Regions from separate parts of the Homo sapiens genome. Here region 1 is linked to region 2. Evidence: chromatin loops called from intact Hi-C (ENCODE). Cell type or tissue: PC-9. All regions are shown on one strand. Each heading gives the region's core, and the rest is flanking DNA. Links, peaks and the distances in the headings are about the cores only. Region 1 overlaps NEDD4L (NEDD4 like E3 ubiquitin protein ligase). Region 2 has its middle 76 kb from the start of ATP8B1.

Region 1 (15,869 bases), core at 5,979-8,478, 240 kb after region 2:
TAAACCTTAGGCGTCTGATATTGTGAACCTGGCTCACTGGCCTTTGTCTTCTTGCCGACTCCTATTGGTATTTGCCTGAGATGTTTTTCTTTTCTTTTTCATTCTTTTTTCTTTTCTTTCTTTCTTTCTTTTTTTTTTTTTTTTCTGGTTCTGGGCCCACAGTAGGTGCCTTAGAATCATGCAGTCCAGTTGCCTTCTGGGAATCCATTGTAGTAAGTGGTAGAGGTTTTTAAAGCAGTCCTAGGGGAGATGCAATTCCCTGCTTACATTCAAGTTTTTCGGGAAGACAAGTCTGTTTAGGAAACATAGGAGGTTAGTTGCATTTTCCTCATTAATGCAGGATATTAAAATATTCAGAGGGAACCCAGGAGTCCTCTCAAGATGAGTTTAAATTTCTCATACTTGTAGAAGTTGTTGAGAAATACTGGATTCTAATTTCCAGAACTCTGGTGGGGAAGGAGACTGTGAACCTGGTCTGAATTGAGAATGGGGATTGAGGATTTTTGGACTTTTGAAAGATTGACTTACTCTCTCCCGTTAGTTCTGTTGAACTGCTGCCTAAATGGAGGGAATGTGCATCCTCTCTTGTGTTGCGTGGCAATGCCGTGGGGACACTTGGGACATGAGCAAAACGTTGACAGAGGGGAGCACTTCCCGGAATATTATTAATACAGAGTTAGTTTTAACTTCACCTTTTGGGCAAACTTGACATTATAGATCTTGAAATAGGATTATTTTTCCCTTGCTAAGAGGTTAGCAAAATCAGTACAGTGTGTCTCTTTGACAGGCCCTAGAAAGCACTCTACGTTTGTTAACTTTAAATTTGGGTTGGAAATTGATGTTATTGGAGGAGCAAGGCGTGTTTAGGCCTGATGATTTTTGGATAGCTTGACCAAACCCGGTACAGCCAACTTTCCCCCAAAACTACTGTGTCCTTCTCAGTGGTTCCTGTGCCTGCACAGGGACCCAGCGCACACCCCAGTGTGCCTCTTTGGGCTCTGGCTAACTTAGGCTGACATCCTGATAGAACGCAGTGACCACCTGGTCATTTGATTACAGCGCTTCTTCCAGACAGCACGCTCAGAATTGCGTTTCTTACTTCCAGTCTTCTTGCCCTGTAAGCATTTTCTGTGAGTCACCAAATCAACCACAAAATCATTTAATTTTATGGAAGTGGAAAATCAGACTTATTAAAATACTGTGTTTTTGTTTTAAAGCTCAGAGGTATAGAGATCCATGAATTTTTTTCCATGCCTTCTCATAATGTGGTTTTGGTTTAGCTGCGGTTCTTCCAGGCGCAGATGTCAGCCCTCTGCAGATCTGCTGCATCAGAGTTTATGGCCTGGGTCTTAGGAATTTGCAATTTAAAATAACCCCTTCAGGTGCATCTAATGCAGCCTAAATTTGGGGCCAGCTCATGGGTTGTAAACTGTACTGCCCTATACAATAGTAGCACAGTTCTAAGCTCAAGGGACTCAAGGGGGTCCAGTAAGTACAGTTCACCAGAGAAATAACAAAAGCATTTGCAGAGGGAGACCAGAGCATCACCTTTGTTAGGGCAAAGGCTTAACATAGAGGAATGTGGCTTCTATGTCCAGGCCAGTGGGCTTCCTAACACAGAACATGGAATTAGGCAGACTTAACATCCCCCATGCCCACCCTGGTGAGTGCCAGCATGGGCTTGAGCTGCTCTTCACACTGATGGTCCATCCTTTGGACTGATCTCCTTGTGAAGGATACAATACAGCAAGGAGCGGGGGCTTGGCTTGGCACAGCCAGTTCTTTACCCAAACTCCTGCCAACGCTGGCCCTTCTTTCTTACCCTGGTTGGAGTGTGTGAGGGTGGGAGAGGCAGGAGGAATATGCTGGACAGAGCTTCTTCCATCTAGAAGGGAATTTCAGGAGTAAGAAAGCGGCAGCTCTTAACATACCTGGGAGAAAGCAAGTGCTTAGTAAACAGTTGAGGAATGAACTAAGAATTTTCAGACAGATTTTCCTCTTCTGGAGCATTTGCAGAACCGCCTCTTTGCTCAAGTGCTTTGTTTTTTACAGATTCATTTAAGGTCATGGTTCCAGACACTAATGTAAATCAGCACATATATTATTGAAGAAGTAGAATACCTCCAGGCCCAGTTGCCTTGGAGCAGGAAAAACAGTTCATCCTCATTACCATCCAGAATAATTTATGTTCAAGATAATACACAATCAATTTACTTTTTATCATATTCGAATTTGATTTGTGTACACTTTTGAGTTTGGATGTCAGCCACATTGCTTCTGTGTGTTAATCTTTATTTACGGGAATAAATGGGAAGCAGTCAGCCATTTTTTATTCTTTATTGGGGAACTGCATTATAGTGGAAAAGGTAAAATTATAAGCTAATGAGACCAGAGGTCTGTATGTATGAAAACCATCCTCATCGCTTCACAGTTGTCTTTGAACCAGTTTCCCTGGGATTGTTCGAAATGTAGCAAACGTGGCTCACGGTTACCCTGACGGGGCCAGAGCAATAGGGGGAGGTGTGGGCACCTGTATACATTTGCGTTGAAAAACGTACCCGGGCTATTCTGAGGTCCTTTCCTGCCCCCAGCCTGGTTTCTGGGCCTCTCTGGAGTCTCTCTTTCTGGCACTTGTGTTCTGGAATCGCTTATCAGCCTGGACTCCTTCAGCAGCAGCTGCCACAGTGTCTTTGTAGTCACACTACACACCTATATACTCCATGACATGGAGTGTATAGAATGTTTCCCGTCTTCCTCGTCAGTGCTGCCAGGAGAAGCTTCCCCTCTCCTAACCTCTGGATAGTGGCTGGCTCTGCTTTATTCAGGCATTGCTTTCATTTTTTAGAACAGCTGCTCCAGTATGCTTAGTGTGAATGACAGCCCAGCAGAAAGAATGGACTTGACACTGGAGACTGCACCACTCCACATTTCTTTGTCCCCTCAAGATGACTTAACTAGCTCCCTTCCCTTTTCCTTCATGCAATAGCCTCAGAAGTTCGGCTGGCATTGCCAAGTTGTTAGAGTGAACCTTAACCTGTGTATGACTCAGAATTCACATCTGCTGTGTCAGTGAACACACAGATCTCTTTGTGAACACATGGTTATCAAGAGGCACATGCTCTTACGTATCCTGCCGGATTCTGGTAAGGCGCTGCTTGCGCAGTAAGCACTTGTCAGGTGCTTATGATGCCTGTGACGTGAGGCTGTGGATGCAGAATTTGTGGTCTGAACATTTTTGAGTAGATAAAAATGGAAACTGAAATTGGTGAAGCAGACTTGTGGCTTTTCCTACTTTCTCATCTCTTTTATGGATATAACTAGAAGCTCTGCTTCATCAATGAGTGTGTTAAAACAATTTGTTTACAAAATCCTATTTATTAAAATAAAAATCTGAAAGAACTGCGCTGCTGCTTTTCAGTGCTCGCCACTCTAGGAACCTGTATTCCTCCTCTTGTTCATCCTCCCTTTTCTTCTTTTTTGTTTTGTTGTTGTTTGTGTGTATGTATGTGTCTGTGTGTGTGTGGCGGGGTGGTGGGGGCGGTGTTGCCAAATCTTTTGCACTGAATCTTTGAAGATGTCCTGAAATACTTACCAAATCACTAGAGCGAAGAGAAGCCCATCTGATTTCTTCATCTCCCAGCTGAGGAAGGACACACTTTCTCCCACTCTCCAGTGAAGGCCCCTGTGTCCTGTGGGTGGGGGAGCTGACATCACACTCAGTGCTGACATTTCTTGTTCCCTGGGTGGGCGCTGATTCCAGATCCTCTTCAGCCCCCCAAGCGGAACTGGGTTTCTCTTGAAGGTCCTAACCTCAGCTCACACCACCTGCTACTACCTTTCTGGGTCTTGGATTTTGTTGTTACCCAGGCCCGGGGTCATCCCAAAGGCTCTTGATAGCCCTGTGGCTGTGCTTGCTAATACACTGTCCTCATCTTTTGTCAGCGAAGTAAATCCAATAATGTTTCCTTCTCTTTAATCCAAGCCAGTCTTCATTGAAAACACTTCACCTCTAAGCTCTCAGGCTCTGCAGTCTGCCCTCTCCAACCTTACCCCTCATGCCCCACCTTCCCTTTGTCCCCATCTTTCCCTTCTGTTCCAGTCATTCTCATGGGCCATGGAGAGTGGAAGCCTGGGAGGGCTTTGCCAAAGTCCAGTTGCCTGCTCACTTTCCTAAGGGCCAGAGCAATGGGGGAGGTGGGGGAGGTGTGGGCACCTGTATACATTTGTGTTGAAAAAGGTACCCAGGCTATTCTGAGGTCCTTTTCTGCCCCCAGCCTGGTTTCTGGGCCTCCCTGGAGTCTCTCTTTCTGGCATTTGTGTTCTGGAATCGCTTATCAGCCTGGACTCCTTCATCAGCAGCTGCCACAGTGTCTTTGCAGTCACACTACACACCTTTACCCCGATCCACTGACCTGCTGTCCCGGATGGCCCTGGTGTGTTCTCTCTGTTCCTAGCCGCAGAAATTGCTGGTGAATGTCACCAAGCTAAGCGGTGTAGCTTTATAACAAGTGGATTCAGCCAGCTGGGACTGGACGACTGAGAGTTTGCAGCCCCTGCTGGACCCTGTGTAACTGTCCAGTTCGCCTAGCTATTGGTTTGGCCCAGTGGTTTTCAATTTTGGCTGCACATCAGAATCACCTGGGGGAGGTTTAAAACCCTACCTCTGCCCCCATGCCCTGGGGTTCACACCCAGAAATGCTGACTTCATTGGTCGGGGGCTGGCAGGCCTGGACATTGGCGGTTTGCTTAGAAGCTGCCCGGGTGGTTCTCATAGCAGCCAGGGTCAAGCACCACGGCCTGTTCTTACCTGGCTCCCCAGGCCCCCTTTAATCTCCCTCTGCAGCAGATTGGCACACATCGCATTGTGGAGCAAGCCATCTGATAATTTTCCTTAATCGTCTTTGAAGATCTTCCCTCTGCCTGTTGATCCTTTAAGGAAGAAGTCTCCTTGCCAGGATCGGCCTCTCCAGTCTCTGGATCCCTTCTTGCTTGCTCTCTTCAGAACCCATGAAACCTCTCTGGCTGCCTTGACGTCAGCCAGATTGGACTGCCCAAATAGAAAGGCAGAAATCCCTGTCGAGGCCAGACAGCAAGGATGGAGAGAGGCAGGGGGTGAAATGAAACACACCAGGAGGAGTAAAGACAAGGCCTTCTGATGTCAGCCAAGAGCAGGTGTGGATTAGGCAGTCCTAAGTTTGAGTCCTGGTTCTGCTATTCATTGGCCAATTGTATTCTCCCTCCCTCTACGATGAGGTTAATTACAGTTACCTCACTGGGATTTGTGAGGATGGAATGAGGTAACAAAACATAAAATACTATCAGTACAATGCCCAGCTCATAATGAGTATGCAGCAAATGTTCACCCTTTAAAAAATGCCACGGCCGGGCGTGGTGGCTCGCGCCTGTAATCCCAGCACGTTGGGAGGCTGAGGCGGGCGGATCACGAGGTCAGGAGATCGAGACCATCCTGGCTAACACAGTGAAACCCCGTCTCTACTAAAAATACAAAAAAATTAGCCAGGCGTGGTGGCGGGAGCCTGTAGTCCCAGCTACTCGGGAGGTTGAGGCAGGAGAATGGCATGAACCTGGGAGGCGGAGCTTGCGGTGAGCCGAGATCACGCCACTGCACTCCAACCTGGGTGACAGAGCAAGACTCCATCTCAAAAAAAAGAAAAAAAGTCCCTTTCTACCTTCAAATTCAGGAAAATTTTCTTTAGTCCAACAGATGTAATCCCCCCCTCACTCCCCCATCCCCACTGGTATCTTTATGTACTCAGGTGACTATTACCATATTCTGCTTGGACTGTTTTTATACATTGCAGATAATTTGAAGATATGGACTTAGGTAGGTTTTTAGATTTATAATAATTAAGTGATGTTTTTCTATCAAGTGATGAAAGTTTCAACAGATATTTGTTAAAATTTAATTTAGCCAAAGGAAGACATGCCATTTCAGCAATGTGATCTAAGTAAAAGTGTCTTCTCTTTTTTTTGGTGGGGAGAACAGAGTGTAGAATGATATTAGTAAGATAGAGAATTGATGACCAAACCATAACTGCTAGCATTTTAGTAGAGGACACAACAGAGAAAGGATTCTCACGTGTGTTATTAGGATCTTGGATGAGAGTGGGCTGTTATTTTAACTTTGGCCCCTGTTGGAGCAAATTACTCTTTGGGGGCCCGGTTTTCCTCAGGAACTACCTACAGAATTCAGTGAGATAGATTTTAGAACCCTTCTGAATGCTGCTGGTTTGGAGATTCTGTCTGTAGCAAGTTTTGTTCAGTTGTTAATCTTTCTTTCTTTTCTTTCATTCTTTTTTTTTTTGACAGGGTCTCTCTATCACCCAGGCTGGAGCAGTGGTGTGGCCCTGGCTCACTGCAGGCTCAAGCGCTCCTTCCACTTCAACTGCCCAAGTAGTTAGAACCACAGGCGAGTTCCACTACAGCTGGCTAATTAACAAAAATTTTTTTTGTAGAGATGAGGTCTCACTGTGTTGCCCAGGCTGGTCTCAAACTCCTGGGCTCAAGTCATCATCCTGTGTTGGCTTTCGAAAGTGCTGGGATTGCAGGCATGAGCCACCACACCTGGCCAACTATATGTTTTCTATGTTTATTATATTTTCTGATTTGTAATGTATTTTAAAATTATCCCAATAATATATGAATGCAATCTTGAAAAATACTCAGCATAGCCTTTAGGCTAAAAAGTGGAGGTCTGCCATTTCTCTGCCTTGCCCCATTCCCTTCCCATGTCTTATTTTCCCTGTTACCAGGTTGGTGTGAAGCCTTTGAGACCTTTTTCTCTGCACACCCATATATGTGTTTTTTCTATGTTTTTATAGTATTGTTTCATTTAAAAAATAAACTAGGTTTTTGAACTTGAGAAATTTCAACTCGTTCTGCTCAGAGCTTTGTTTTATTAAAATCAGTGCCTGGGAGTTGCTCAAGTCTTTGGGCTGTGTCGCCCTCTAGTGGTAGCCCTTTGGCTTACAGCTGCCATTCAGCCCTAGGGCTGGGGTGGAAGTGATGGTTTTGTGCCCACAACCTGATGGCAGGGTTGGCAGTGTTTAGTTGCTGACAAGTGTCTAAAACTCAATCTAGGCCGGGTGCTGTGGCTCACGCCTGTAATCCCAGCACTTTGGGAGGCCAAGGCGGGTGGATCACCTGAGGTCAGGAGTTCGAGACCAGTCTGGCCAACACGGTGAAACCCCGTCTCTACTAAAAATACAAAAATTAGCCGGGTGTGGTGGCGGGCGCCTGTAATTCCAGCTACTCAGGAGGCTGAGGCAGGAGAATAGCTTGAACCCAGGAGGAGGTTCCAGTGAGCCGAAATTGCGCCATTGCACTCCAGCCTGGGCAACAAGAGCAAAATTCTGTCTAAAATAAAATAAAATAAAATAAAATATAAAAGTCTAGTGAGCCCTGGAGTGGTGTTTGCCTTGCTACCTCCAACTTGCCCTTTTTAAGAGACTTAAAATTTGTGGTAACTTTTCACATGATGTGTATTTAGATACTGCTGAGTTAATGAGGCTGCTATACCTGGCTGATTTATTGTTTGCTTTCAAAGCAGTTGTCAAGTGGTGTCCACCCATCCCACTGATGGATTTTTTTTCTTTTTTCTTTTTCTTTTTTTTTTGAGACAGAGTCTTGCTCTGTTGCCCAGACTGGAGTGCAATGGCATGATCTCGGCTCACTGCAGTGTCTGCCTCCCAAGTTCAAGCAATTCTCCTGCCTCAGCCCCCTGAGTAGGGATTACAGGTGTGTGCCACCACGCCTGGCTCATTTTTGTATTTTTAGCAGAGATGGAGTTTCACCATGATGGCCAGGCTAGTCTCGAACTCCTGACCTCAAGTGATCCACCCACTTCAGCCCCCCAGAGTGCTGGGATTACAGGTGTGAGCCACTGCACCTGGCCCCACTGACTGTTTATATCTGTTATACTGTTCTTGCCTCTGTGCCTTTTGGGTTCCCTGTCATGGCAGCATCCTTACATCCTCCACCACCTCTGAATGTTCCCGCACCTTCTCTTTCTAATGGAAGCCTGGCTGGCCCTTGAAGACACCGCCAACCCTGCTGGTCTCTTCACAGAGTATCCACCCAGCAACCTGGCCTGTCCATTCTTGACTTCTTCTGGTCCAGCTGCCTTTCTGTACCTCATTTTAGTGACCCTTTTTAGATCTCGTCCAGGTTAGCCTCTAGAACCCTGATCTCAGGCACCCCACTCTGCGATCTTCCGTTCCCAGCCTTCCCACTTGAAATCGTCTTGGAAATCCCGGGCTTTGCCAATCTGTGGACCCACCACCTTTTCACCCCCTTTCCGGTGCCCTCAGGGGACTTTGCTGTAGCCTGAACCTCATGGTCCCTTCCTGTAAACAGCCAAACTGCTTTGTACTCCCTGAGGAGACCCCCGCCCCGGTTGGACACCCCACCCTGGTTAAACCCACTTTCACAATTATTCCAAAACTGCCAACTGGACTTGCATCTCTTCAGATCGGCTGTCATCACTCATTGTATCAGGAATCTTATTACACTTTTGCAGCAGTTTCATCGGTTCAGAGAAAACTCTTTCATACCTTCTGCTCATCAGTTCTCCACACCTCCCATCATTCTCCTAGCTGATGACTTTGCTGCTTGTCTCATTGAGGAAAGAAGCCGTTCAGTCAGTGAGACCCCCTGTCTCGCCTCCACCTTTCCACCTGCTGCCGCGGAGGCTTCCCCAGCTCCTGTCTCACTCAGGCCCCTTGCCACTCTCAAGGCATCTTCTTCCTGCTTCCCAAGGATGTCACTCCTGCAGTTAACCCTTTTTCCTCCTGCATTATTCGTTTCTTCCTTTCTTCCGCATCCTTCCAAATAGCGTAAAAACAGGCCTTATGACGTTTCTCTTTAAAAATGTCCTTACCAGTGCCACGTCCCTCTTGGCCACTGCCCCTGTTGTGCCTCACTCCGTAGAAAGAAGTGACCTGTAGAGACTATATCCTGCCCTCTCCAGCGCCTGCCTTCCGATTGCCCCTTCCAGTCTAGTAACTGTGTCCATTCCTTCTCCAATGACCGGGTGACAAGCTGTCCCTTCTGAGAGTGCCAGAGGGTGTTCCCCGGGTGGGAGGCCGGATGTCAGTGCCAGCTGTGCTGTCCTGGGTGAGCCTGTGAGGGACCACATCTGGTCAGACTCGTGCATGGCCTGCCCTCATCTTCCTCCGCCTGCGGTGCCTTTGAGAGCATTGACTCCACTAAGCCCGATTTCTGTGTGGCATGTTGTCTGTTCCTCCCCGGCCTCCTCGATGGCTCCTCCTTGGTCTCCCTCTGGCTACTCCTCTGCTTCTCCGCCTCCAAGTGCTGCTCCAAGTGCCTTCTGTGCTCTGTCTCCATCCATCCCAAACCTTCCAACACTCTCTGTAAGTGGAATCTCACCTTGAGGCTGCCAGCCCAGCCTCCTCACCTCTGTGCTCCATCTTTAGAGAGTCACCTCTCTGTCTGGCATTCCCACTTGAGGACCAAGATGATTCTCAACCTTAACGTGGCCCACATGGAGCCGCTGCTCTTCCTGCCCAGATCTGCCTTCACCACCACATCCTGCCCACTGTCACTAAACGGCACCAGCTCTTACCTGGTTTCTCAGTAAAAAAACAAGTTTATCATCTTCCCTCACATACTTTATTCAATAATAATCACTAACATTTATTGAGTGCTTCCTATGTGCCTGACACCATTCTAAGCATTTGAAGAAGAGTGTATTAACCTGCATGAGGAAGGCTATTAAAACCTATGTAATTAATTAATTAATGGATGGATGTGTGGATGAATGAATGGCAGGGTCTTACACTGTCACCCAAGCTGGAGTGCAGTGGTCCAATCATAGCTCACTGCAGCGTCAGACTCCTGGGTTCAGGCAGTCCTCCCACCTCACCCTTTTGAGTAGCTGGGACTACAGGTGCTTGCCACCAGCTAATTTATTAAAAAACATTTTGAGAGATGGGGTTTCATGATGTTGCCAAAGCTGGTCTCGAACTCATGGCCTCAAGCGATCCTCCCACTTTGACTTATAGATTGTGGGGATTAGAGGTGTGAGGCATCGCGCCTGGCCTGTAATAACCTATTTGTGAATGAGAAAGGTCAGGCACAGAGAAGTTAAATAATTTGCTCACAGAAATTTCCTGTGTTGCAGCTGAGATTTAAATCCAAGCAATGTGTTTCTAAGCCTGGGCTCTTAACTGTAACACTGTCCTCTTCCCCCCACCAGGAGGGTGTGTGTGTGTGTGTGTGTGTGTGTGTGTTTCTGAATCTGACCAGTTGAGGCAGGCTTTCATGTCATTCTCTCTGGCCACCCCCTTCTTTGTTCACCTCCAGTCTTTGGAATAGTCAGAGCGATGTGTTCATGGTAGAAATGAAATCACATCAGGTCCTCAGTGGCCCATCACATTTAGAACTAAAGCTCACTCTTGCCTCATGCCTCTGAGCCCTTATATGATCTCGAGTCACCACCCCACTGCCAGCCTCTCCACTCTCTTCTCTGTGCCTCATGCAGCCCAGGAAATATAATTTGGACCGCAAATGCCAGCCACCTATGTACGGTAACTTTTCTAGTAGTCACATTAAAAAGAAAACAGGTGAAATGAATTTTAATGCATTTTAGTTAACTCATGATATCAAAAATATTTCAACATGTAATCAGTATTCACACAAAGATTAATCAAGTATTTAACAGTCTTTTCTTTTGATCCGGGGTCTTGGAAGTTTGACCTACCACCTCTCAATTTAGCCAGCCACATCTCCAGTACTTGGCAGCTGTTTGTGGCTACCTCATGGACAGGGCAGGTCCCGCCACCCGGGCATCCGTCTGCCTGGCGCACGCACCAAACGGGTTCCAGTCTGGGGAAGTTGGCATCTGCTGTTGTTACTTTTGGTCAGAACGCCCTTCGCCTGCATCCTCACGGGGCTGACTCCCTTTAGCCTTGAAGGGGACCGTTGCTCCGAGAGGCCTGAACACTCCAGCTGCAGCTTTCTCCCCAGTCATTATTGAGATCAAATTCACATCTCTTACAATTCACCCATTTAATGGGTGATGCAATGCGGTGGCTTTTAGTATATTCACACACATGTGCAGACATCACCATAGCCAATTTTAGAAAATTTTCATCAGCTGAAAGAGAAACCTTGTATCCTTTAGCTATGACTTTGTGATTCCCTGTTCCCCTGAGCCCCTGGAGAACCCTATCTTTCTGTCTCTGTAGGTGTGCTGATTCTGAATATTTTGCATAAACGGAATCATACTAGGGGGTCTTTTGCTTGGGACCCCTTTCACGTGGCGTGTTTCCACGGCCCATCCCGTGTGATAGCATGCATCAGTACTTCATTCCTTTTTATGGCAGATAATAGCCCATTGTATGGATATACCACCTGTTTTTTTAAAAAGTCCATTCATCAATTCATGAGCATTTGGTTTGTTTCTACTTTTTGGTAGAATGATGCTGCCATGAACACTTGTGTGCAGGTTTTTGTGTGGACATAGACTTAGGAATGGAATAACCATGGAGTTACGGTAACTCTACATTTAAGCATTTGAGAAGCTGCTGGCCTGTTTTTCATCTGCACCATTTGCATTCCCACCAGCATCAAGTGGGAGCTCCAGTCTCTCCATATCCTCCCCAGCAGTCGGTTACCCTTTTCTGTTGCCTCTGTAGCACTTTCTAAACATAAAATTAGCTTATTTCTTTGCAGGTGTCTATTGCACCCCCCAGGAATGTCAGTTCCCTGCAGACTCTCACTCTGCCTTGGCACCCGCACCCCAGCACCCAGGGGTGAGGTGCCTGCCTGGGCAGCCCTGTCCTCACCTGGGGTTGACTGACCAGAGAACCCTTGCGATTCTCTCTCTGGGTTTCTGTCTGCATTCCTGTCGGGATAGGTGAGACTGGGGTGACGGCTGCTCGCGGCTTGGTCACCTTCTTCTCTGCTTACCTGTTCATGCTCTCTTGCTTTTCTCTGATAGCAAACCCCGTCTCCTGTCATCCTCCCTCCTGGCGGACCAGAGCTATACTGGCCCATAAAGGAGTGCTGGCCACACCAGGCTAGATTCCAGTTGAGCTTAAATAAAACAAATAGAAAGGTCCTCCGTGGTATTAGCCATATTGTAGGTGCTCCGTAGACACATGCGGCTAGTGGCTGCCCACAGGACGCTGCAGATGTGGACGTCCCCGTCATCACAGGACGACATTCTGTGGGCAGCGCTGTATTTGTTTACAAACACAATTCTTTGGCTGTGTGAAGGTTCAGGATGATACCTTTGCCATTATGATTCATTTATTCATTTCAGGCTGGACACGGTGGCCCACACCTGTAATCTCCACACTGGGAGGCCGAGGCGGGAAGATCGCTTGAGGCCAGGAGTTTGGGACCAGCCTGGGCAACATGGCGAAACCTCACCTTTATTTAAAAAAAAAAAAATCGGCCGGGTGCGGTGGCTCACACCTGTGATCCCAGCACTTTGGGAGGCCGAGGCAGGCGGATCACGAGGTCAGGAGATTGAGACCATCCTGGCCTAACACAGTGAAACCCCATCTCTACTAAAAAATACCAAAAATTAGCTGGGCGTGGTGGCAGGTGCTTGTAGTCCCAGCTACTCAGGAGGCTGAGGCAGGAGAATGGTGTGAACACGGGAGGCGGAGTTTGCAGTGAGCGGACATAGTGCCACTGCACTCCAGCCTGGGCCACAGAGTGAGACTCCGTCTCAAAAAAAAAAAAAAAAAAAGAATCAACATTTATTTATTTATTATTTATTTTTTTGAGACAGAGTCCTGCTTTGTCACCGAGGCTGGCACGATCTTGGCTCACTGCAAACCCCACCTCCCAGTTCAAGTGATTCTTGTGCCTCAGCCCAGTGCCACCATGCCCGGCTAATTTTTTTGTTTTGTTTTGTTTTGTTTTGCTTTGCTTTCCTTTGTTTTGTTTTGTTTGAGACAGGGTCTCACTCTGTCGCCCAGGCTGGAGTGCGATGGCACGATCTCGGCTCACTGCAACCTCCACCTCCTGGGTTCTAGTGATTCTCCTGCCTCAGCCTCCCAAGTGGCTGGGACTACAGGCTCCCGCCACTGCACCCGGCTCATTTTTGTATTTTTAGTAGAGATGGGGTTTCACCACATTGGCCAGGCTGGTCTCTAACTCCTGGCCTCAGGTGATCCACCCGCCTCGGCCTCCCAGCGTGCTCATTTATTTATTTTAGCATCCCTTCTTGTGCCTGGTTGTAAAGTTCTTCTTATCCCAGGAAACTTAATAGGTCAAAGAACCCTCCCCTTGAGGCAGTTTGGATGGGGCTGGCTGGGAATTGGTATGTCCAGCTGCCCATATCGTGGCCTCTGAGTCAATTATACAGGCATCTCGGCAACTTGAAGTTTTGAGTCCCAAAACAACAGATTCCATAGCATAAACAGTGCAACGTAAATCCTGTCCCTTGTCCCTCTTCCATTGGATACCCTTGTTTATGTTCTCTCTGGCAACTGCCTGTAGCAGGGACGGATGCTGGAAATCCTGGCGGGGCCACGTCTTCTGTGCTTTGTAGGCAGCTATGGCTGGATGGTGCTTGCTGTTTCTGTGTGTAAATGTTGGGATTTTTAAAAGCCCTTCCCCGCTTAATGCGTTGTGGTTGAGCAGCACATTTAAATGCCTGAAGTGTAAGATGAAGTCTCTTGGATGTAGAGGGCAGTGGTGGTTTTTATTTTTCCTGGTTGAACTTGGCCTTTGGATTGCTGACTGCGAGCTCACGGTACTGTTAATGATTTTCTACCTACAGTCACCTGCTGTGCTGAGCACATCAAATACAGTGCGGTTAGTTCCAAGCTATGAAGCGCCTGTCACGCATGTATAACAGGCAGACCTCATTAGGAGGGGGCCTTGCATAGGGGTCACATTTTCCAGCATTTGTTTTCAAAATGGAAATCCAGATCACGCATTTGAGATTAAAATAAAAAAAGCGGCCTGTGCTTTATCATTTTCTTTAACTTACATGCCTGCTGGTCCAGCCCAGATTGCTGATAGAGGAAGCCCTGAGAAAGTTGCCCAGCCAGTTGCCCGTGCTTCAAGACACAAAGGGCTGACTGAGGCATCCGTGCCTACCCTTGGCTGCTGCTGCTCAGCCTGCTTGCATCTCGTCTGTTTTCAGTTATCAGTGGTGTGAGAAAAACACAACGGTGGATTCAGAAGGAGAAACCAAGTCATCTGCATTTGGCCTCAGTGTGTGGACTGTCCTGAAATTTGAGTACAGATGTGTTCATGTCCTGGGATTAGATAAAAAGAGAGGAAACACACAGTGAATTCTTATGGTCTGTCATTTCAGTTGGCCATCTTCTGCCCCTCTGTTCTGGAAGCTTCTCCACTAAAATAGAGCACCCAACTTGGTTTTCTACTTGCTTTCTGGCCCATCTTGAGTTGGAGGAATCATGTGTTTCAGAACTCTTGCTGGTGGTGGGTGGGAGATCAACAAATGATTTCATTAAGCTGTGTGTTCTTAATAAACTTTGGGAAGATTTGTCGCAGAGAAACTCAGATAGGGACCTTGTGATCTCAGCAGTCATGGGTTTATCTTGTCCACACGCGTGGCTTCATTGGGATTTGGTTGGTTGCGATCCAGCAGAACTGTGGCGGTGTTGGGCTCTGTTGGGGTTTGGTTGTGAGCGGAACTGTGGTGTTGGGCTCTGTTGGGGTTTGGTTGACTGTGATCTAGTGGAACTGTGGTGGTGTTGGGCTCTGTTGGGGTTTGGTTGACTGTGATCTAGTGGAACTGTGGCTGTGTTGGGCTCTGGAGTTTGGTTGTGATCTAGTGGAACTGTGGCGGTGTTGGGCTCTGTTGGGGTTTGGTTGACTGTGATCTAGTGGAACTGTGGCGGTGTTGGGCTCTGTTGGGGTTTGGTTGACTGTGATCTAGTTGAACTGTGGCTATGTTGGGCTCTGTTGGAATATGGCTGTGATCTAGTGGAACTGTGGCGGTGTTGGGCTCTGTTGGGGTTTGGTTGACTGTGATCTAGCGGAACTGTGGCTGTGTTGGGCTCTGTTGGAATTTGGCTGTGATCTAGCGGAACTGTGGCGGTGTTGGGCTCTGTTGGGGTTTGGTTGACTGTGATCTAGTGGAACTGTGGCTGTGTTGGGCTCTGGAGTTTGGTTGTGATCTAGTGGAACTGTGGCAGTGTTGGGCTCTGTTGGGGTTTGGTTGTGAGTGGAACTGTGGTGTCGGGCTCTGTTGGGGTTTGGTTGACTGTGATCTAGCGGAACTGTGGCTGTGTTGGGCTCTGTTGGGGTTTGGTTGACTGTGATCTAGCGGAACTGTGGCTGTGTTGGGCTCTGTTGGGGTTTGGTTGTGATCTAGCGGAACTGTGGCGGTGTTGGGCTCTGTTGGGGTTTGGTTGTGATCTAGCGGAACTGTGGCGGTGTTGGGCTCTGTTGGGGTTTGGTTGTGATCTAGCGGAACTGTGGCGGTGTTGGGCTCTGTTGGGGTTTGGTTGACTGTGATCTAGCAGAACTGTGGCGGTGTTGGGCTCTGTTGGGGTTTGGTTGACTGTGATCTAGCAGAACAGTGGCGGTGTTGGGCTCTGTTGGGGTTTGGCTGTGATCTAGTGGAACTGTGGCAGTGTTGGGCTCTGGATTTGGTTGGTTGTGATCTAGCGGAACTGTGGCAGTGTTGGGCTCTGGATTTGGTTGGTTGTGATCTAGCAGAACTGTGGTAGTGTTGGCCTTTGTTGGGATTTGGTTGGTTGTGATCTAGTGGAACTGTGGTGGTGTTGGGCTCTGTTGGGGTTTGGTTGTGATCTAGCGGAACTGTGGTGGTGTTGGGCTCTGTTGGGGTTTGGTTGTGATCTAGCAGAACTGTGGTGGTGTTGGGCTCTGTT
Region 2 (15,869 bases), core at 8,779-11,278:
ACATGAACCGATGGGTAATTTCAGCAAAGAGATGGAAATTATAAGAAAGTCAAGAAGGAACATCTTCAAAACAGCAAACAAGGAACTCCAAAAATTCACTACTCCATTAAAGCAATGAGAACATTGTCAAAATAAACTTTTACAACTGTGAAAATTAACTAAAGGCTTGCAACATGCTGAGAACTGAAAATATTGAGAAGCACTTATTTAAGAAAAATGGCTGAGGCTGGGTGCGATGGCTCACGCCTGTAATCCCAGCAGTTTGGGAGGCCAAGGTAGGTGGTTTACTTGAGGCCAGGAGTTTAAGACCAGCTTGGCCAACATGGTGAAACTCAGTCTCTACTAAAAATACAAAAAAGAAAGAGAAGGAAGGAAGGAAAGAAGGAAGGAAGGAAGGGAGGGAAGAGAGAGAGAAAGAAAGAAAGAGAGAAAGAGAGAGAGAAAGAAAGAAAAGAAAAGAAAGGAAAAGAAAAGAAAAGAAAAAAGAAAAGAAAAGAATAGTCGGGCATGGTGGTGCACTCCTATAATCCCAGCTACTTGGGTGGCTGAGGCAGGAGAATAGCTTGAACCTGGGAGGTGCAGGTTGCAGGGACTCGAGATCACATCACTGCACTCAGTGCAATGAGATGTCTGTTTTGGTACCAGTCTGTGCACTACACAAGGCAATGAGATGACATTCAAAATGTTAAAAGAAAGATTGTCAACCAAGAATTCTATATCAGCAAACCTTCAAAAAACAAAGGAGTAATTAAGACATTTACAGATGAACAAAAACTGAGAGAAGTCATCTTTAGCAGACTTGCCCTACAAGAAATTCTGAAAGGAATCCTTCAGCATAAAATGAGAGAACCCTACATGTTAAATCCACATGAAGAAATAAAAAGTATGGTAAAGGTAACTACATAGGTAAATGTAAAAGACAGCAGAAAAGTGTTTTTATTTGTAACCCCTTTCTTTTCCTCTCTTATTTAAAAGACAACTGCATACAGTAATAATTATAAAACTATGTTGATTTGTAATGATTATGAACCAACTATAAACCAACTATGTTGGTTTATAATGTATAGTTAGTATGACAAAAATCGCACAAAAGTGGTATGAGAGAATGAAGTTATATTGCAGCAAAATGTTTGTATACTGTTGAAATTAAGTTGGTATTAATCCAAACTATATTATTTTAAATTAATATATTAATTGTATTCCACAGGGAAACCACCAAAACAATAACTAAAAACATATAGTAAAAGAAACAAAGGGATTAAAATTGTATACTAGATAATAGCCATTAAACAAAAGAAAGCAGTAATGTAGGAATAGGAAATAAAAAATATATAAGACATAGAAAAAGAATAGCAAAATGGCACACAAATTTAAGAATGAAAGACTAAACGTTTTCCCCTTAAGACTAGGAATAACACCAGGATGTCCACTCTCAACACTTCTATTTAACATTGTACTGAAGTTTCTAGTCAGGGCATTTGGTCAAGAAAAATAAATAAAGGAACCTAGATTACAAAGGAAATAAAATGATCTCTATTTACAGATAATAAGATTTTGTATATAGAAAATCCTAAGAAACCTAAAAAAGAACTTATTAGAACTAATAAACAGTTAAGCAGGGTTACAAGATACAGGGTCAATACACAAAAAGAAAATATATTGCTATACATTAATAATAAATAACTCAAAAAAATAAAACTAAGGAAACAATTTAATTTACAATAGCATCAAAAAAGAATAATATACTTAGTGATAAATTTAACAAAAGAAGTGCATAACTTGGACATTGAAAACTGTAACACGTCATAGAAAGAAATTAAAGAAGGCCTAAATAAATGGAAAGAAACCCATATTTGTGGATTGAAAGACTCAATATTGTTAAGACGGCAATCCTCCCTAAATTGATCTACAGATTCAATGCAATGCCTTTCAAAATTCCAGTTGGCTGTTTTTTTCTTTTCCTTGCAGAAAATGACAAGCTGAGTCTAAGATTCATATGAAAATGTGATATGGTTAGGCTTTGTGTCCCCACCCAAATCTTATCTTGAATTGTAATCCCCATAATCCCCACGTGTCAAGGGAGAGACCAGGTGGCAGTAACTGAATCATGGGAGTGGCTTCTCCCCTGCTATTCTTGTGATAGTGAATGAGTTCTCACAAGATTTGATGGTTTTATAATGAGCTCTTCCCCCTTCACTCAGCACTTCTCCTTGCTGCTGCTTTGTGAAGATGTCTTGCTTCCCCTTTGCCTCATGCCATTATTATGAGTTTCTTGAGGCCTCCCCAGCCATGCAGAACTGTGAGTCAATGAAAACTCCTTCCTTTGTATGGGTTCATGTCCTTTGTAGGGAAATGGATGAAGCTGGAAACCATCATTCTCAGCAAACTATAGCAAGGACAAAAAACCAAACACCGCATGTTCTCACTCATAGGTGGGAATTGAACAATGAGAACTCTTGGACACAGGAAGGGGAACATCACACACCAGGGCCTGTCATGAGGTGGGGAGAGTGGGGAGGGATAGCATTAGGAGATATACCTAATGTAAATGACGAGTTAATGGGTGCAGCACACCAACATGGCACATGTATACATATGTAACAAACCTGCACGTTGTGCACATGTACCCTAGAACTTAAAGTATATAAAAAAAAACAAAAAACCTCTTTCCTTTGTAAATTACCCAGTCCCCAGTCTCAGGCAGTTCTTCGTAGCAGTGTGAAAATGGACTAATAAAAAATGCAAAGGATCCAGAATAGCCAAAGCAATCTTGAAAAAGAAACAAAGTTGGAAAACTCACACCTTCAGATTTCAAAGCTTACAAAGTTACAGTTATCAAGACAGTGTGGTACTAGCATAAGGATAGGCATATGGGTCAATGGAATAGAGTTGAGAATTCATAAGCAAATTCATATTTATTTATTTATTGAGATGGAGTTTCATTCTTGTCACCCAGGCTGGAGTGCAATGGTGTGATCTCAGCTCACTGCAACCTCTGCCTCCCAGGTTCAAGCTATTCTCCTGCCTCAGCCTCCCAGGTAGCTGGGATTACAGGGACCCACGACCAAGCCTGGCTAATTGTTGTATTTTTAGTAGAAACAGAGTTTCACCATGTTGGCCAGGCTGGTTTCAAACTCCTGACTTCAGGTGATCCACCTGCCTTGGCCTCCCAAAGTGCTGGGATTACAGGTGAGAGCCAGCATGCCTGGCCAAATTCATACATTTATGAATTTGATTTGTACCAAGACAATCCAGTGGGAAAAGAATAGGCTTTTAACAAATGGTGTTGGGACAACTGGCTATCCACATGCAAAAAGAATCAAGTTGGACTTCTTCCTTATGCCATTTTAAATAAACTCAAAATGAAGCATAGACCTAAATAAAAGAGCTGAAACTACAAAACCTTTTGAAGAAAACAGGTATGAATATTTGTAACCTTGAATTAGGTAATTGCTTCTTAGCTATGACACCTGAAGCATAAGCAACCATGGAAAAAGAAGGACTGCTAGTTTATTTTCTCATTGATTTGTGGGGGGGTCCATGTATCTAGGGAAACAATCCTTTTCTCAGTTTTAGGAATTGCAAATATCTTCGACCGTTCTGTTATCTCTCATTAATTTTGTCCATGATTATCCTTTTTTGATCTTAAATATTTATCTTTGCCTTGTGGCTTATGCTCTTAAAGTTTTGCTAAAAGTGTCTTTTTTCATCCTTAGGTGACAAATATATTTTTCTATATTTCCTTCTGTTAAGTTGGCGGTTTTATCTTTCATGTTCAAGCCAATAATCCATCTAAAATCCACCTTTTCATGTATTTTCATTTAGGGATCCAGATTCATTTTTCTCCATACAGTGAATTTGTTTCCCTCAAAGTGTATACCATATAATCATTTCCCCATTGTTGTATGGACCCCTCTTTATCATAAATTAAGTTTCAATATGTAAATAGGTCTATTCCTGAGTTCCTATACTGTTCCATAGATCTATGTTTGTTCTTACAACAATATTTTAAAAAAATTAATAAGGCTATTAGAAAAGTAGGACTAGAAGGACATTTTCTTTTTCTTTTTTTAATTTTATTTATTTATTTATTTATTTATTTTGAGATGGAGTCTCGCTCTGTCGCCCAGGCTGGAGTGAAGTGGAGTGATCTCGGCCTACTGCAACCTCCACCTCCCAGGGTCAAGCAATTATCTGCCTCAGCCTCCCGAGTAGCTGGACTTACAGGCATGCACCACCAAACCTGGCTAATTTTTTTGTACTATTAGTAGAGATGGGGTTTCACCATGTTTTCCAGGTTGGTCTCGAACTCCTGACTTCAGGTGATCCACCCGTCTCGGTCTTGCAAAGTGTTGGGATTACAGACGTGAGTCATTGTTCCCGGCCAGCTACACTTATTTCAAAACAAAAAAGGTAGCTTTTTTTAAGTCCATGAGCAGCAGAATCAATATCAAGTAGAATGGTGACAGCCTGCCCTTCAAGACATATTTATTTATTCTTGCTAGAAATGAGTATATAAGTTGCTATGGTGATGGTTGTCAACTGGACCACAGAGCTGGACTGGACCTTCAATGGGGTGAAAAGTAGGTAACCCCTGCTGCCTGTGAGAGGTAAGACATCCAGCATCTCATCAAACTGATGCTAAAGAAAGATTTTCTGCTCCCTGTAACATAAAAGGATTTTACTGCATGGGTATATCAGTAAGTGCATTTAGGTCAACAAACAGTTCTACTCAACAACCACACAATATGTAGAGCTTGCTCAAGCAAATTGTGTGATAACCATGTGCTTTTATAGACAATGTAAGTCATTGCTACATATTATTTGTAATGATTGTTGGCTTGTTTAGTGCGGTTCCAGGTCTTTTAATCCCTTCACATATGACCCCAAATTTGAGAAGTCTGTCAGATATCCAAGTGGTGATATCTGGTGGACAGTAGGATGTCAGTCTGGTGCTTGCCAGAGAGGAAACTATGAGTTTGACCGTGGTCAATTCTATATCTTCCTGGGACTGGAAGAGATCACTTAGAGGAGGAGTGTGGATATAGAGAAGGAGAAGGATGAAGACAAAAGTCCTCAAGAACATCAATATTTAGAGGTTGAGGAGCCAAAGAGGAATTAGTCAAGGAAAAAAGGCCAGTGTGGTGGGAGGAGAGTCACAGGGCCTGAAAGTGTTTTGAGAATGAAGGAGAACTCAAGTGTGTCTATCGCTGCTGGCAGATCTAGTTAGGTGAAGATGGAGAACTGTCTTTGACATGGGTCACCCTGTAGTATGATAATAACTCTAAGAAGTGCCATTTTGATTGAATGGTGGACACTGCAAAAGCTCAGTTGGAGAGGGTTCAAGAGCCCATGGGAGGTGGAAAGTGGGCAGGCAAAAGAGGGAGTGGCTGGAGTGAATCAAGAGAGAATACTTTTTAAAGACATATGAAATCAAATCATGTTTATTTGCCAATGGGAATAATTTGGTTGAGGGGACAATCAATATGGCATGAATGAAGGGGATATTTGCAAGGGCAGAGTTCTTGAGAGCAGAAGGAGATTGAAACTCAAAGCACAAGTGGAGGAGTGGCCTTCATCCCTACCAAGAGAGAAGGTGGATTTTGCAGGTACAAGCCCAGGTAAGGTGATAGATGCGATGGTAGGGATGGAATGGTTCTTTTTTGACTGTCCACCTTTCTATGATATATTGGGCAATGCTGTTGGCTGAGATGGGTGGTGGGGGGGGCAGGTGAGGGTGATAAACATGATTAGATTTCATATGTCTTTAAGGAAGTGTGGAATAAGCATCCCAGAAAGTAAGAGGGGAATGTTTTCAGGAATTGTAAGTGGAGTGACAGACATTCCTAGGTGTCATGTGAGAGTTGTGGTCATAATTTTGAAGTAAACCAAGTTGGATTGGTTTGTATGATTTTTTAAAAGTATTCATCTGTTTAGGTGTGGGTAGAGTCAAGAAACAGTAGAGCTAGATCAGGGTTTGGTGTTTCCTAGGTGTATCAATTAGGATGTTTTTCATTGTGAGTAACAGAAAACCTCTCTCAAGCCACCTTCAACAATAAGAAAATGAATTATTGAACTTAAAAGAAGGTTCAGACGTAGGTCAAGCTCCAGGGTTGTTGATTCAGTGGCCCCGTGAGTTCATCAAGGACTCAGGTTCTTTTTCCCTCTACTTGGCTGTCTATGGAATTGGCTGCTTCTCGTGGCTTGCACCCTGCTCTTGTGATGCAGTGGCTGGGGGCAGTCAGTCTACCTCTACCCGCTTCCTCATTCATGTGGAGCAAAAGAGAGGGAAACCCTCTCATGCTCTCACCAGCCAGGGAAGACAGGGCATTTCCTTCAGGCATTAACAGTTACCATGGGAATGCCATGTGCTGGTGGCTTCAGTCTGGTCCTCCTGAATCAGTCATTGGCAAGCACCAAGGGATTTCTAGGATGGATTTAGACCAGTGGTTCTCAAAGTGTGATTTTTGGACCGGCAGCATCCGCCTCACCTGGGAACTTGTTTGTTTAAAATTCAAATTCTTGGGCCTCACTCTAGATCTATTATATCAGAAATTCTGGGGGGTGGGGCCCTACAGTCAGTATTTTAACAAGCCCCCCAAGCAATTCTGATGCACGGCAAAGCTTGAGAACTAATGGCTTAGGATAAGACAGTGAATGCCATGAACAAAATGAGGGATCTTTGAGGAAGGAGGATATGGCAATAAACATCTACTAGTGGCTACTAGACCAGGTGGGCACCTGAGAGAAGGCTCACAGAGTTCAGGGTGCCTGCGATGCAGACATTCTAGGGAAGGGCTCCAAAACAAGGGTTAGAAGAAAAATGAAGACACAGAGGAACAATGGATCCGGTAAAAGTGGTGAAATTAGTAGACTGGTGATCACAATGAAGCTGGAGAATTGCAATGAGTTAGCAGGATAGAAGACGTGATGGCCACACAGATGAACTCACAGAACTCCAACTGCATGTCTGAACCAAGGTCACACTGACTATTCACTGCTCTCAGCCAACAAATGAGGGTGGCAAGAATGCTAAGGCCTAAGCTTCATTCAGGGCCACACGCTCTTCAGATGGTTGACTTTGGCTCAAGGACCACCACCAACTCCCCATCACCTGACTTTGGTGAGCCTTCTTTAGACTGCATGTTCTGTTTCTTTGTTTGTTTGTTTTTGGAAACAGAGTCTCACTCTGTCACCCAGACTGAAGTGCAGTGGCATGATCTCTGCTCACTACAACCTCTACCTCCCAGCTTCAAGCAATTCTTCTGCCTCAGCCTCCTGCTGGGATTACAGGCATCCTCCACCACACCAAGTTACATTTTGTATTTTTAGTAGAGATGGGGTTTCACCATGTTGGCCAGGCTGGTCTCAAACTCCTGACCTCAGGTGATCTGCCTCCCAAAGTGCTGGATTACAGGTGTGAGCCCCCATGCCCGGCCCTGCATGGTGTTCTAAGAATCTTCCATCCAACCTTCTCTCTCATTCTCCTTCACTCATGGTTAGACTTGTATCACAGTTCAGCAGCACTGCCATATTTACCCAACTCCGTCCCTAATTTTTTTCTCACAGAGGCACTTCCCCTTTTAATATTTTTGGCATCTGCTTCTTGGGAGAATGTAGACTAATATGGAAGTTTCCTGAGTAGAGTTTGAAAATGAGATTGTGTGTCAGGTACTGTGCTATGCATGGAGTATGGTAGGGTGGTCTCTGCCTTGCTAGAGCACCACTGAGGAATACAGATGTATAACCAGTCACTGCAGGACAGCATAGTAAGGCATCATGGGGCAGTCCCAGCTGCTGGAGTTGACGTGGGCATGCTTAGGGATGGTGGAAAGATGATGATACTGTTGGTAGGGTGGATATCCTGCCAACTGATAGCACACCCATTAGTTTAGGGAAAGACCTGGTGTTCAGTTGCTAGCCTCTCAAAGAGTTGTCCCCACAAACACGTGTGTAAGTATAGCTCAATGACTACACTGAAAGGATATAGTCTCAATGAATGTCATTGGTTCCTACAGGCATGATAAGACAATTTCTATCATTATTCCTGATATGGTTTGGCTGTGTCCCCACCCAAATCTCCAACTGTAGCTCCCATAATCCCCACGTGTCACAGGAGGGACCCAGTGGGAGGTAATTGAATCATGAGGGCAGTTTTTTCCCATGCTGTTCTCATGATAGTGAATAAGTCTCATGAGATCTGATGGTTTTATAAAGGGAAGTTTCCCTGCACATGCTCTCTCTTTTGCCTGCCACCATGTAAGATGTGACTTTGCTCCTTTCCCTTCCACCATGATTGTGAGGGCTCGTCAACCACATGGAACTGTGAGCCCATTAAACCTCTTTTTCTTTATAAATTACGCAGTCTCAGGTATATCTTTATTAGCAGCATGAGAACAGACTGATACAATTTCCTTTCCCATGGCCTTCAGAAAATAGATGGATGACTTCACGGATGTTGAGGAGAGAGGCAAATACTTTATAACGGTTTGCTTTTTGTGACAAAGTCTTTGTTTTCTGCCTGCCTTTCTCTAACATTTCCCCTAGTGACTGTCAACCCACAATGAGTGGTTCTTTCCCTACTGACTGCACTAGGTAGTTGTGAGGGACCATGAGATAAAGCCCCAAGCTCCCTTAACAACAGTAAGCTGCTCTCCCATGCAGAGTCCTTATTCCATCTCCAACTCAGGCCTGGCTACAGGCACCTGAGGAAAGGAGTGTGCTCCAGTCTCCTGGGCTCCACACACTTCCATTCTGAAGGGAATGTTGGGTCCCTTTTGGATTTTTATCCTGAAATTCAAGATCCATGAATGGATTCGAGGGAGGCTAAATCTCCTGGAATTATGTGTACATTTCTTCACACAATTTTTTTGTATACAATTTGCAACACAGTTTTTTTTTGTCATTTTTGTATGTTTATGACATGTTAGGGGCATAAAAAGGGATGGGGTCCATAGTTTTTTATTATTTCTCAAGTTTGTGACCTCAAAAAATATTGAGTCAGTCTTTTTTTTTTTTTTTCAGATGAGTCTTGCTCTGTTGCCCAGGCTGGAGTGCAGTGGCACAACCTTGGTTCACTGCAACCTCTGCCTGCTGGGTTCAAGCAATTCTCCTGCCTCAGCCTCCTGAGTACCTGGCATTACAGGCACCCACCACCATTCCCGGCTAATTTTTTTTGTATTTTTAGTAGAGACAGGGTTTCACTGTGTTGGTCAGACTGGTTTTGAACTCCTGACCTCAAGTGATCCACCCACCTCGGCCTCCCAAAGTGCTAGGATTACAGATGTGAGCCACCCCACCCGGCCCAGTCACTTTTTTTTTTTAAGAGAAAAATACTCAAGCCTTTATAGGGTGTCTAGATGAAAAACTGCCTTTAAAGGGTATCTGTTGTTGTAGTTATCCATTTTAATTTTAATATTATTATTCTACTTTATTTTATATTTTAGTTTAGACAGGGGCACACTCTGTCACCCAGGCTGGAGTGCAGTGGTGCCATCATGGCTCACTGCAGCCTCAACCTCCCAGGCAGAAGTGATCCTCCCATATCAGCCTCCCAAGTAGCTGGGACCACAGGTGTACACCATCATGCCCAGCTAATTTTTAAATTATTTTCTGTAGAGATGGAATCTCCCTATGTTTCCCAGGCTGGTACGCCTCCATTTTAGATTAAAAGAAAGGTCCCTTTTTCTTTGTGGTGATATAAGAAATACTGTATTATGGAATTTTGTGGGATAATAATAAAAGGGGGCTGGTATATGGAACAAAAGGAAATTAATTTTGTACCTTAATAAATCTATGTCATAAGAGAATTTTAACCTCCATAGAACACTGTCTTGGAAACCGAAAACTAAAAAGAAGAAAAACATCATAATTTTTCTTTTTTAAAAATTCTCTTTTCTTTCTTTGTTCTTTTTTTCCTTCCTTCCTCACTCCCTCCCTCTCTCTTTCTTTCTGGTTAATCTTAGGCCTAGTTATTTCCAGATTAACAGGCAAAAGTCTTCATTAGAGTTATAGTTACAACATGAAAATTACAGGACAAACTTAACTGTGTTACAAAAATGCCAAACGCAGATGGAAGTGTGCAATTCTTGTCTGTCTGAACTTTCCCTCATTCACCACGAGAGGGAGCGCCACACCACAGGGACAGCTCCCTTCACTGCCTGCATAGCTGTCTTAATGGTCTGCTATGTCGTGAACATTTTGCAACGTATGCACAGAGGTCAGCAAAATCATGGAAGAACAGGGCCTTGCTGATTGGTATACATGTCATGAGGGGCCCCAGCAGACCTCAGCTCTGTGTTCAGGTCAAGAAGCTGCAGGTGACCCGAGACACAGCAGCTCCTAACCACGCCCTGATGTGCAGCCTGCGTGCTGCTGCGGGGCAGGTCCTGAGGCCTCCATCAACTCATCTTTTCTAGAATGACAAAGTGAAACTCAGTTCCTTCCTCTACAGGTGACAAAGCAGGTAGAGTAATCGATGAGCTAATAAGTGAGTAGACATGCTAAAGCATTTATGAGATCTATTATGATCTCCTGTGAATGATAGGAAAGATGCTATAGATGAGAAGCTGACATCAGGTTCAGTTATTTTTATTCACAATTTTCTATCACCAGCTCTGTGCTGGTGATTGTATTTGAAGTGTATGGTCTCAGGTATTGATGACAGCTGGAGGGAGATCCTTGGAGGCTGGCCTTCAGGCTCTTTTGGTTTTTATTGTTTTTAATTGTGGTCAAATATACATAAAAATAACCCCTTTTAAACGTGCAGCTCTGTGGCACTGTGTACATTCACGTTATTGTGCAACCATCACTACAGTTTATCTACAAACCCTTTTCATCTTCTCAGATGGAAACACGGTACCCATAAACCAACAACTCCCCATTCTCCTCTCCTCCCAGTCCTTGGTAACTTCTGTTCTACTTTGTGTCTCTGACTCTATGAATTTACCTTTTCTATTCTAGGTACCCCTTATAAAGGGAATCATGCAATATTTGTCTTTTTAAATCTGGGGGATTTCACTCAGCATGTCTTCAAGATTCATCCATGTGGCATATATCAAAATGTCACTCCTAAATGTGGTATATATGTAAGGAGTTATTATTTATATTGTATATATTCCACACAATGGGATATTAGCCATAAAAAAAAGAAATCCTGTCCTTTGCAGCCACATTGAAGGAACTGGAGGTCATTATGTTCAGTGAAATAAGCCAAGCACAGAAAAGCAAGTGTGGCATGTTCTTACACATATATGGGAACTAAAAATCCTGGATGTCATAAAGACAGAGAGTAGATTGGTGGTTACCAAATGCTGGAAAGAGTAGGAGAAAGATGGGGATGAAGAGAAGTTGATTAATTGGTACGAATGTTTAGTTAAATAGAAGAAGTAAGGCTTAGTGTTCAATAGAGCAGTAGGGTGATGATACTTAACAATAATCTGTTGTATATTTCAAAATAGCTGTAAGAGAATAATTCAAGTGTTCCTAGCATAAAGAAAAGATAAGGCCTGTTGCAGTGGCTCACGCCTGTAATCCCAGCACTTTGGGAGGCCGAGGCAGGCAGATCACGAGGTCAAGAGATCGAGGCCATCCTGGCTAACACGGTGAAACCCCGTCTCTACTAAAAATACAAAAAAATTAGCTGGGCCTGGTGGCCGGTGCCTGTAGTCCCAGCTACTCGGGAGGCTGAGGTAGAAGAATGGCATGAACCCGGGAGGTGGAGCTTGCAGTGAGCCAAGATTGCCACTGCACTCCAGCCTAGGTGACAGAACGAGACTCCATCTCAAAAAAAAAAAAAAAAAAAAAGAAAAGATAAATATTTAAAGTGGTGAATGTGCCAATTACCCTGATTTGATCTTTACACATTATATGACTGCATATAATGTGTATATATAATATATAATGTATATAGACATGTACTCCAAAAATATGTACATCTATTATGTATCCATAAACTTAAAAAAAAGTCTCTGTTGTTTAAGCAAAAAAAAAAAATGGTTGTTCATTTTTAAGGCGAATAGTATTCCACTGTATGTATGTCTTAATGTGTTTAGTGTTATAACAGAATACCTGATTCTGGGTAATTTATTCTAAAAAGAGGTTTATTTAGCTCATAGTTCTACAGATCAGGAAGTTCAAGGGCATGGTGCTGATTTTTGGTGATGGCTTCCATGCTGTGTTATAACATGGCAGAAGGTCAAAGCGGGAGCAGGTGTGTTCAATATCACAAGAGCAGTGATATCACTTTATAAGAACTCCCAGGCCGGGCACAGTGGCTCACGCCTGTAATCTCAGCACTTTGCGAGGCTGAAGCATGAGGTCAGGAGTTCAAGAGCAGCCTGGCCAATATGGTGAAACCCTATCTCTACTAAAAATACAAAAAAACAAAAATTAGCCAGGCATGGTGGCACACACCTGTAGTCCCAGCTATTCAGGAGGCTAAGGCAGGAGGATCGCTTGGAGGTTGCAGTGAGCCGAGATCGCACCATTGCACTCCAGCCTAGGTGACAGAGCAAGACTCCATCTAAAAAAAAAAAAAAAAAAAAGAACTCCCACTTCCAGGAGCTAATCCATTCCTGAGCAGGTGAGAGCTCTCTCTCATACCTGTGAGTGAGACAACATTAATCTATTCGTGACGATGGGGACCCATGAACCAAACACCTCCCACTAGGCTCCACCTCCCAACACTGCCATGTTGGGAATCAAATTTCAACATGAGTTTTAGGTAGGGATAAATCACATCAAAATCATAGCAGTATACACCACATTTTGTTTATCCATTCATTCTTTGATGGACATTTGGGTTGCTTCTGGCTTTTGGCTATTGTGAGTAATGCTGCAAAGAATATTAATATACAAATATCTGTTCCAGTCCCTGCTTTCAATTCTTTTGGGTGTATACCCAGAAATATAGCACCTGATAATTCTGTGTTGAATTTTTTTGAGAAACTACCATACTGTTTTCCTCAGTGACTGCACCATTCTGCATTCCCACTAGCAATGCACAAGGGTTCTAATTTTTCCACATCCTTGCCAACACTTATTGTTTTCTTATTTTCTCTTTTTCAGAATAGCCATCCTACTGGGTGTGAAATAGCCATCCTAATGGGTGTGATTTGTCTTGTTCAACAGTTTTATCAGTGATTTAGATGGAAACAAAGAAAAGTTGCTTATCTGATTTGTTGAGCAAAGGAAGGTAGAAGCCGATGTGTTATATGACAGAACTGTGAACCAAAATAAAGTTGCTCACTTACACAGGGGTTGACAAACTATAGCCTATGGGAGAATCTGGCTCGCTGCCTGTTTTTATAAACGAAGTTTTATTGGAACATATCTACCTTCATTTGTTCATGGATGTCTATGGCTGCTTTGCGCTGTAATGGAAGAATTGGTTACTTGAGACAGAGACTGCATGACCTATAAAGCCTAAAACATTTATTATTTGGCCCTTTTCAGAAAAAGTTTGTTGACTTCTGGATTATATGTCTTTTAAAATTCTATTTATTTATTTTTTATTTTATTTTATTTTATTTATCTATTTGAGATGGAGTCTCGCTCTGTTACCCAGGCTGGAGTGCAGTGGCACGATCTCAGCTCACTGCCACCTCTGCCTCCCAGGTTCAAGCAATTCTCCTGCCTCAGCCTCCCAAGTAGATGAGACTACAGGTCACCACCACGCCTACCTAATTTTTGTATTTTTAGTAGAAACGGGGTTTCACCATGTTGGCCAGGCTGGTCTCTAACTCCTGACCTCAGGTGATCCACCCATCTCGGCCTCCCAAAGTGCTAGAATTACAGGCATGAGCCAACATGCTCAGTCTGGGTTATATGAAAGAGACAAATTTAACCAGAAAATATTTAATCTCTATAAGTATAAAATATTTGTATGTAAGTAATTAAAACAACAAAGAATTGGGAACTAGCTGGGCGCAGTGGCTCACGCCTATAATCGTAGCATTTTGGAAGGCTGAGGGAGGAGGATTGCTTGAGCTCAGAAGTTTGAGACCAGCCTGGGCAACGTATTGAGACCTCATCTCTAAAAAAAAAAAAGAGAGTCAATGGCTTTCTATCATGTAAAAAGAGACATGGTGTTTTGTTTTGTTTTTTAACAGTAGACTAAATATGACTCAATATTGACTTTAGTGTTGATTGTAATTTTATACCACATTAACAGGAATAAGCATCTATAACAGTGATTCTCAACTTTGGCTGCACATGGAAATCACCTAGAAGATTTAAAAATACTGATGTCAAATCCCTGGGGAATCTGATGTAAACGGGCTGGGTGTGGCCTGGGTATCAGAGATTTTAAAGCTTCTCAAGTGATTCAGTGTGCAGTTGTGACATTCCCCCTCTGCTGGACTCAGGCCCAGTCTCACCTACAGCTTCATTCCATATGTCCCATTTTATTTATTTTTTATTTTTATTTTTTGAGACAGGGTCTCACACTGTTGCCCAGGCTGGAGTGCAGTGGTGCAATCATAGCTCACTATAGCCTTGACTTCCAGGGCCCACACCTCAGCCTCCCGAGTAGCTGAGACCACAGGTGTGCGCCACCATGCCTGGCTAATTTTTTTGAATTTTTGTAGAGATGAGATCTCACTATGTTGCCCAAGCTGATCTTGAACTCCTGGTCTCGAGCAACCCTCTTGCCTTGGTTTCCCAAAGTGCTGGGATTATAGGCGTGAACCACCATGCATGGCTGTGTCCCATTTTAAAGGAAATAAAGACAAGCTGGTTCCTTTTCAAGGAGGAGGAGTCAGAATTGTTGGGGGGGAAAAAACAGGAATTCATTTTTATAAGAGGAACAATTGCAGAAAGTACAAGTGTGAGGATCCTGGAGTGAGATGTTTCTAGCTGGCATTCTGCGTTTGAGGGCTGCCTCATAGAAGAGGGGCCTGACTGCTTTTGTATGACATGACCCAAGGATACAAGCTGGGAGCGGGGAGTAGAACTGCCCCGCTATTATTATGACTTTTCTTTGAAAACAGTACGATCCAAAGAGGGATAGTGCCAGAGGGTCCACCCATCCCCCAGATCACCAACAGGGGTACCATGGAGCAGGTCCGGGAGTGGAACACCTGATAGTAATGGTCAAGATAGCCCAATCCCAATGGTGCGTATCTATTGGTGCTTTCTCATGCCAGGCACCATGCCCAGACACTGCGTTTTCTGACTTGTGAGTTCACACCATTTCCACGGGGAGGGGGCTATGATTTTTCCAGGTCATATTTGAGGAAGCAGAGGTTCTGAGGCTTGTCCTGGTTCATGTGTGGTGGCAGAGCTAGGACCCATTTGCAAGAATTAAATCTGTCCACAGAGAATGCATATTGCCAACACTGAGGGATTTATGAAGAAGGAACTTTTGCTTCCAAATTGTTTGATGAATGGTTTTCCAGCCTGGGCTCCTCTGATTCTAGAAAATACAATGTGTAAATAACTGAAAATATGAGGCTGAGTTTTCACAAAAATGAGGTTGTATTGAAACCAAATCCTCCAGCAGTGACCTATGCAGATGAGAGGTGGGATTCAAAGCAGTCTCCTTAGAAAACTTGATCCTTAGAATCTGGCATGTCAGGGCTCCAAGGAAGGCAAGGGATGATCTAGTCCACACCCATCTCCCAATTTACAGATGAAGAAACAAGTCCAGAAAGGGTCTGGAGACTTGTCCTGGACTACGTATTTAATATTTAGAAAATGGTGTTCTTCCTTTTGCTGCCTTAATCAAACAGTCCTACCCTTACTCAAAACAGTGCTGGGGCTCGGCTCATCTCAGAGTCCATGCGGCAGGAACCGGAGAGAATCAATCCCTTCACTTAGTGGTACATTTTGACTTTGATTCAAAACAACATTACTGAGCACTCCGCACT

What was found. Peaks named below come from ENCODE experiments on the same cell type or tissue, not always from the same donor. Only the 100,000 strongest peaks of a DNase experiment are listed, where the experiment ranks them.
Region 1: a loop joins it to region 2, with 20 times the contacts of the local background. A loop is called at or near these places in 96 of 110 quality-filtered maps.

What each region holds. Positions count from the first base shown.
Region 1 is chr18:58,115,118-58,130,986 of GRCh38, forward strand. All of the region lies in intron 1 of NEDD4L (NEDD4 like E3 ubiquitin protein ligase), which reads left to right. Among named protein-coding and RNA genes, the nearest start is that of NEDD4L, 79 kb to the left of the region's middle. RefSeq lists an enhancer at 10,822-11,321. In PC-9, for the core only: a CTCF peak has its summit at 6,968 (motif pointing left); a DNase peak (open chromatin) is centred at 6,964; H3K27ac peaks cover 948 bases.
Region 2 is chr18:57,871,864-57,887,732 of GRCh38, forward strand. No RefSeq gene overlaps it. Among named protein-coding and RNA genes, the nearest start is that of ATP8B1, 76 kb to the left of the region's middle. In PC-9, for the core only: CTCF peaks have their summits at 10,128 (motif pointing right) and 10,328; a DNase peak (open chromatin) is centred at 10,138.